2 separate regions of the Homo sapiens genome follow, and region 1 is linked to region 2. Evidence: chromatin loops called from intact Hi-C (ENCODE). Cell type or tissue: CD4-positive, alpha-beta T cell. All regions are shown on one strand. Each heading gives the region's core, and the rest is flanking DNA. Links, peaks and the distances in the headings are about the cores only.

Region 1 (4,074 bases), core at 578-3,077, 330 kb before region 2:
CCTCCCCATCCTGATACACATGACTTGCATAATCCTTGGAACTGCAAATATGATGGATTATCTTAATATGACACAGTAGACTTTGAAATAGGAAGATTACCTTGTGAGGCTGACTTAATCACATGAACCTTTTTATAAGAAGAGAGTTTTCTCTGGCAAGTCTTTGAAGAGGAACTCATACATTCAGGAGGATTTGATGCGCCATCATGGCTTAAAGTTGGAAGTGGCTACGTGGCAAGGAATTTTGGAAGCCTCTGGGAGCTGGGAATAATACCTGGCTGACAGCCAGAAAGGAAAAGGGAGCCATAGTTTACACCTCAAGGAAATGAATTCTGCCCACAAGAAGAATGATATTAGAAAGATTTTCCTCCAGAGCCTCCAGACAAGAACCTAGCCTAGCCAGTACCTTCATTTCAGCCTTGTGATATCCTAATCAGAAAATCCAGTCACATTATGCCAGAGATCAGACCTACAGAACTGGGAGCTAATAGGTGTTGTTTTATGCTGCTAAGGTTTGGTAGTTTGTTACACAGCAATAGAAACCTAATACAATATCCGTAGGCCAAAAAATGAACCTTGACTTAAACCTCAGAACTTACAAAGAAATTGACTCAAAATGGATCATAGATCAAAATATAAAACTATAAAACTTCGAGAAAAAACATAAGAGAAAGTATTTATGACTTTGAATTAGGCAAAGGATTCTTAGATATTATATGAAGAACATCATCCATAAAAGAAAAAATCATGAAAATACCTTACTTTGCCAAAACACTGTTCAGAGAATGAAAATACAAAGCTACACACCTAGAGAGAATACATTGCTGGTGGGAATCTAAAATAATACAGCCAATCTGTAAATCACTTTAGCAGTGTATTATAAGGTAAAAATACAATTACTATATGACCCAGTGTCTTAGTTTGTTTTGTGCTGCTATAACAGAATACCTAAGACTGGAAAACTTACGAAGAACAGAAATTTATTTTCTCCCAGTTCTAGAAGCTGGGAAGTCCAAGATAAAGGTGCCAGCAGGTTTAGTTTTCTGGTGAGGGTGGTTCTCTGCTTCCAGGATGGCACCTTTATGCTGCCTTCTCTGGAGGGGACAAACACACTATGTCCTCACATGACAGAAGGTGGAAGAGCAAGAGGGACAAACTTCCTCCTTCAAACCCTTTCATATGGGCACCCAATGTCATTCACTTTCCAAAGGCTGCAACTCCTAATATTGTTGCATTGGGGATTAAATTTCAATGTGAAATTTGGAGGGGACAAAAAACATTCAAACCATAGCACCAAGCATTCTCTCTCCTAGGCATTTACTGTAGAAAGTAGAATGGGGGTAATAACAGCATCTATCTCTGGAGATTAAATGTATAAAGATTAAATGGGAAAAGATACATGTTAATGTCCTTTGAGCAGTGCTCAGCACTCATAAAATAATCCTATTTTAACTTATAGCTTTGATTAGAAATGTCAGTGAATTATTTATATAGAGAGAGCACTTTCAGAATATGTTGAGATAATCATACAGTTTTCTTCTTCTTTTAATTTGTTAGTATGATGAAATATGTTAATAGATGTCCTGATACTGAATTATCCTTACATTCTCAAGATAACTATTTTTCCCTAAAATTTTGTATGTATAATAATAAATTTGAATTAGTCTTATAGTTTTCTTTTTCCCTTTGTGGGGAGGGAGCTATCTTTACTGGGTTTAGGTATTATTAAGGATATGCTATATTCATAACATGAACTAAAGGCTTTTCCATTTTTTCATATTCTGAAATAACATAATATAGAAATAATCTAGTCTTTAAAACCTAGATCAAAGTCAACTGTGAAGCCCTCTGATTCCTTCAGTCATTTTTAATGGTGTGTCTTCTGTCACCTTTCTAGTGTCTCCTATGTTAATTTGTGTATTCAAGGTAAAATTGTCATTTGTAGCTAAAAAATGGTCAAGTATTGCCAATTTCGTATGGTTCAACCTAATAGTAAAATAAATATCGATATGCCCTTAACCTAGTTTCACCCATTATTAATAAATTGCTCACTTCGCATTCTTGCCTTTCCATATATATACATAATATGCATATATATTAAATATAATTATGTGAATGGTTTTTAATTTGTTGCTTTTTCACTGAACCATTTGAATGTGAGAATAGTCATCACATGCTTCTTATCTAAATATTAAAGCATGCATCTTCTAAGAATGAGGACATTCTCTTAGATAACCAAAGTACCGTTATTGCACCTAGAAATAAGGACATTCTCTTTGATAACCAAAGTACCATTATTGCACCTAGAAATAAGGACATTCTCTTAGATAACCAAAGTACCGTTATTGCACCTAGAAATAAGGACATTCTCTTAGATAACCAAAGTACCGTCATTGCACCTAGAAATAAGGACATTCTCTTAGATAACCAAAGTACAGTTATTGTACCTAGAAATTTTTTTAACAATTGACAGTATTATCAGTACATATTTAAATTTTTCCAGTTATTGCAAAAACTTATAAGATATTTTAAAATTCAGGATCCAATCAAGATAATGTGTTGCATTTGGTCTTTTTTTTTTTTTTTTTTTTAGTCTTTTTAATCAGTTTTTCCTTCTTTTTTGTTTTTTCAGAAGAAACCAGGTCAGTTGTTTCATACACTATTCCACACCCTGGACTTGCTTTTTTTCCCACAGCAACAATTAATGTATTCTTTTCGGTGCTATATTTCCTGTAAACTAGAAATTAGGTCAAGGCTTGAAATTCAGGTTGAATATTTTTGGCAAGAATATTCATCGATACTGTTGTGTGCTAATGGGCACATGAGGTCAGGTTGTTCCACCATTGGTAATGCTAAGTTTGTTCATGTGGTGACAGTGTTAACCTCAGTTGCAAAGGTATATTTTTACCTTTGTAATTAGTTTTTAATCTGTGGGAGGATACTTAAGGACAGTATAAATATCCTGTTTCTAACAATCTTTTACCCACTGTTTTTAGCATCCATCAATAATCATCATCTGATTCGACTATTACATTTAGGATGATTCAGTTTCCTATTAAATTGAGTTTCTTGATTATGTTACTCAAATTGTCTGTATCTTTACCTATATTTTTACTAGATGTGTCAGATTCTGAAAGAAGTACATTAAATTTCCCAGTGTAATTTTTTGTAATCAAGGCCTTACATTTCTATATTATTAATCATATATATTACTAATTGTATGTATATATTTGCCAATCATATCATGTTGAGAGGAAATACTCAAATTTGCCTTTGCGTTACTCTGATATGTCTTATCCCAAAAGTAAAACTTAAAATGGTCATATCCTCCATATATGTTCATACGCTTCTTTCATTCTCTAGTCCTGGTAATGTGGAAACCTATAATGTAGTGTGAAAGCAATATAGAAAAGTCCTTTTTGTAAGCATTAAGCAGGGGGAACTTCCCCTTTTCTCCTTTATTTTTGGTTATCGGTGAACTAGTACTGCTTTGAAACAGATTTCAGTGTTTTGATTACATTATTTAATTCCCTGGGATCCTTAACTTCTCTTTTAAAACATAAAGCCTTATGTTTTAATATATTACAGTCTTTTACTTACTAGTATGTGTTTTAAACATTAATGAAACTGTTTTAAAAAATGACTGTGTAAAATCCAAAAAGTTGCAATGAAACACCCATTTTGCATCTACCCTGAAGATTAATTGTGTAACCAATATATGAGATTTTAACTAAAGTTTTTAAAAATAAGTGCTGGATTCTACCAAAAAGGATCACTTGGAAGAAACTGCTTAAGACAGGGAATTGCCCATTAGAGGCAAAATATGCTTTAATGCAGATTTCATTGTACTCAGTACAGATAGCTGTTTTGCAAAAACACTACAGAAATGTTTGGATGAAAATTAGCTCTTCTTTTCCTCTTTTTTTTTTTAATAACACTCTTGCCAGTGCTAGATTTGCAGTAGAGATTGTAGTTGGCCAGTAATGAAGCTGCCCCGTGTTTGGAGATGATTCAAAAGCATCTCCAATGGTTTTCTTCTTGGTGGCACTGTCTGTCTGCTTTTCTTTGATTACC
Region 2 (4,074 bases), core at 898-3,397:
TCCTGCTCCTTCAAAGCTCCTTCATTTAGAAACAATACCAGCACCCCCTACCCCAAACACTGGTTCATACAGTTTCCAATTCTATAAACTTAATGTGTTATGCAAAGTTCAACATTTTCTTAGCATAATTTGATTAAGGATGTGCAGAATTGCATCAGATGTAATAAAAGCCAAGCCCTGTAATTTCAATTATTAAATACTTGTACCAAAGCCTGTACCTGAGCAGCTCAGTGGCTCATACTTGAACTGCAAAAGTAGCAACTGAATGTACAGAAAGCAGGGAAAGTGTCTGAATGAATTGTTTTCTTAGCTGTGACAGATTTGAAAAGGGTTTCCTCAAGGTGAAGGACAAAAGGGGTCTATAAACTGCGCATTTACCTCAGGACATCCCATCACACACCTCAAGTCATTCCTCAAATTGTGATTGTCATTTTCTACCTATCCCCATTGGATCCTGACGCAGAACTGTCAAGCTTTCTAATATAACAATTGGCCGACCACTCACTCTCCAGAAGCCTGAGATCAAAAGTGTGCCTCACCACGCATCTGTTAGCTGGGATTAGAACATTCTCTCATCCAGATCTCTTCAAGACGATGCAGAAACTCAATTGTATGTGTGTGTGCATGTGTGTTGTGTGTAGGGAAGAAAGAAAGTTGGAGGAGGATGGTAAAGTGACACCTTGTCCTTATTTACCATGCCTACATGATGAGACACGCTTTTCATTTCCCTCTTGCTCTTCCTAGAGTCATCTCTAGAGTCTGCGTTTCAAGACCTAGGGAATATTTAATAGCCTCCCCCAAATTCACATTAATTTCAAACCAATCACATAATCCAGCTGCAACTGTACTGTGTACAACAGAAATCCTGGACAAAACTGGCTGTGGCCAAGCAGGGAATGTATGGGAACAGGCAGCCATTGTCTCGCTCAGCATCCACAATAGGACAAACTTCCTGAAAGTAACCATCCCTACACCTGCAGAAAATCTATTAGGTGGGTGCAAATGTAATTGCAGTTTTTTACCATTACTTTCAATGACAAAAACCACAATCACGCTTGCACCAACCTAACACATCACAGTCCATCAAACTACACATTCACAGCACTCAAAACAATAAGTGCCACATGACTTCTGCAAAAAAAAAAAAAAAAAAAAAAAAGCAGCTTTTTAGCCCTCCCTTAGACCCCTGGACAACATTTGCTCCATCACAGTCCATCAAACTACACATTTGCAGCACTCAAAACAATAAGTGCCACATGACTTCTGCAAAAATAAATAGCTTTTTAGCCCTCCCTGAGACCCCTGGACAACATCTGCTCTGCAGGTTTGTTCTGATCCCCGCCCTTATGGTGTTCATGCAAGTGGGAAAACAGTAACAATCAAATTCCTTACTTTGAAACATTTACCTCTCCACATTTAGAAATTGTGCATTTTTTCTCTAATTCATCGCTGGGAAATAGTCTATAAACAGTTGCCCTGGAAATCTTGAAGATATTCCTATTGCTCACTCCCCACATCTAAATAGAGCCTATGGCTTATTTCCTTCAGCAAACTTTACTGAACAGGCTGGCATTTTCCCCACACAGGTAATACACTCTTCCACTCTCTCCCTTCCAAGTATTTTCAAAATTTGATAGTTGCATATTTCATTCACTTATTTAATAAATATTTATCATGCACTATGTGGTGGACACTGAAGGGTATAGATTTGCTCTGGCCCCTGCCTGCAAGGTATCCACTGTCAGTCTGAATGAGGTCTTTGAGTGGCTCTGAGCTCCTTGAAATTTAAGCCCCCAGCCTGTGCCTCTGCCTTGTTCCAAACTCAAATTTGTTGACTAAACGCACTGGGTAAACTTTGTTTTATAAATACAGCTTACTCATTAACAAAGGCATTCCAAAGCCAAGCGGTAAGTAAGGAGTGCTATCATTGAGCAGAATTTGAAAATGAAAATCACTCTGACAACCTGCTCTAAAGAATATTTTCTCTTGCTGACGGACATATTGCCAGCTTGGGAAATGTGAAAGGATCTCGTTCATATTTGCTGCCTCAAGAATGGTCACAGGCTCTGTTGCAATTTGTCATAGCACAGGTCTGCTTGCACTAGGGGTTGACAGAAGCTTGTTAACGCCAAAAATTCTTCTCTCTCCTTCTCAAACCTTCGGAAGCTGAATGTCACTGATATGACTAGCTCAGCCCTTAGTGGGAACACCACCTGTCTCACTTTCCTAGAAGGCAGCTAGGTACAAATCTCCAGGAGCAACAATTCACCTTTTCAAATTACAGAGCACAGGAGTGGCAGAGTGGAGAGAATGCAGCTGCTACAAAACAAGATTACGAACGGAAACCCTGTTCAAACAGAGCAAGCAGAGGATCTGTTGGTGTTTAGCTTAAAATTTCATCTGAGCAGAGGCCACAAATGCTCTGCCAGCTGCAAAGGCTCTATCTAGCATCTAATATTGTTTTAAATACAAGATCCAAAACATCATAATTCTACTTTAACACAGTCCAAGTCCTTAGATAAGCTGAAAGAAGAATGAATTCACTGCTTGAAAATCCTTCACTCAACAACTAGGCATGAATTTCACCGCAATTGTTAAGAGCTGATTCTAATGCCACACAAAATTTGTTTATAAATGGTTATTTTATTCAGAGTGGTTGCTTTTTAATGCTGCTCTCTTAATTTCCTGTTAAATCTGTTTCATCTATAGCCATCCAATATTAGTATTTATTTTGTTCATTTAACTTTAAAGTATTCTTAAATTAAATCTATTACAAATATTCTACTGCTGGTGAAGCTAATTCAGCATAGGCACTACCACAAAAATATGGAAAACATGATCAATGTATTATAGATGTAATCTGGCTTCAGAAACACAATACTAAAAACTATTTTAGTAAATTAAGAAATAAGCATTCTAGATTGTGTTATAAAATCCATTTCTAAATATACCCCTTTTTAAACCTTTATGCTTCTTTACCTTGGAATTCTTACCAGCGTAGCTAGATTTTGTATTGCAATGGTAATTATACTTAAGAATCATTGTGTGTTAAAATATTCCCCACGTACAGATTATTTTTATCATCTTTTCCCTAAAATAAAATTCTCAGCATTTAACCTATGCATGTTGGCTTTCAGAGATCTCATAAAAAATCACAGTGAAATAAAACCATGATGATAGTGAACTTGTACTGTATTTACTGTCATATACAACTACACTGTCTCTTGTTCCCATTTGGGCTTCACAATTTCTTCTCATAGTATAACATTCTGCAGAATGTTTCAGTACCAAATGGGTTCAGGACACAACATCATAACCACTACAGGAAAATGTAACGGTTTTCTCCCTGGAAAATACCAAATTTCAAAATCCTACACACTAGTTCATTTTCATTTCCTCTTTACCACAATTCATTATCATATCTAAAAGAAGCTCTTGGCTGAAGCCTTATACTGTCTGCAGCATGTTACTTTCTTTGCAAATTTACTTTTAGGAAACATGATAAAGAAAAGCAACATATTCCACAGGCATCCCAAGTAAAGCATTATAAATTCATATTCTCTCTTGCACTGATTTAAATGGGAAGCAAGTAAGAAAAGGGAAAACCCTTACGGTTCTCAGATGAAACTTCGCTGCTTTCATCCACCTCCACATACCGTGTCAGGGTCAGAAAAACACTCCAAATAGATACTTCTGTCACTTTGCTAAACCAACGAAGCTGCTACCATCGCCAGCAGTATGTTCACGCTACTTTCCTGAGGTCTGTGTTCTAATCATCAGAACTTTTAAAAATTACATACTTTTTTTAAAAATCCTTTTTCTGAACCAGCCTCAGCACCAAAACATTGGTCTCTGCTTCAAGGTTCCCCATTTTAACTGAAGAGGAATGAAAAACCAAATGCCTTCAAGTCCTGAAGGAGTTGCTTCTTCCTGTGTTCAAAGTTGAAGAGAGTAGTGTGCTTTTTCTTCCACTGCCCTGTTTGGTTTCTGCCTTTAGAATACAAAGATGTGTTTCACTCCTGGACACCTAACAGGCTGAGATTTACATGTGAGAAAACATCCCCCAGGTTATTA

Evidence for each region. A loop is a pair of places that touch in the nucleus more often than their neighbours do. Peaks named below come from ENCODE experiments on the same cell type or tissue, not always from the same donor. Only the 100,000 strongest peaks of a DNase experiment are listed, where the experiment ranks them.
Region 1: it touches region 2 in a loop (14-fold over the local background); 9 of 110 quality-filtered maps call a loop at or near these places.

The regions. Positions count from the first base shown.
Region 1 is chr3:143,451,021-143,455,094 of GRCh38, reverse strand. All of the region lies in intron 12 of SLC9A9 (solute carrier family 9 member A9), which reads left to right. Among named protein-coding and RNA genes, the nearest start is that of SLC9A9-AS1, 110 kb to the right of the region's middle. In CD4-positive, alpha-beta T cell, for the core only: no CTCF peak of the experiment used is centred there; no DNase peak of the experiment used is centred there.
Region 2 is chr3:143,123,115-143,127,188 of GRCh38, reverse strand. It overlaps CHST2 (carbohydrate sulfotransferase 2), which reads right to left. Exons shown (of 2, transcript NM_004267.5): 2 at 3,175-4,074. Among named protein-coding and RNA genes, the nearest start is that of CHST2, 5.4 kb to the right of the region's middle. RefSeq lists an enhancer at 3,816-3,945. In CD4-positive, alpha-beta T cell, for the core only: no CTCF peak of the experiment used is centred there; no DNase peak of the experiment used is centred there; H3K4me3 peaks cover 48 bases; H3K27ac peaks cover 357 bases.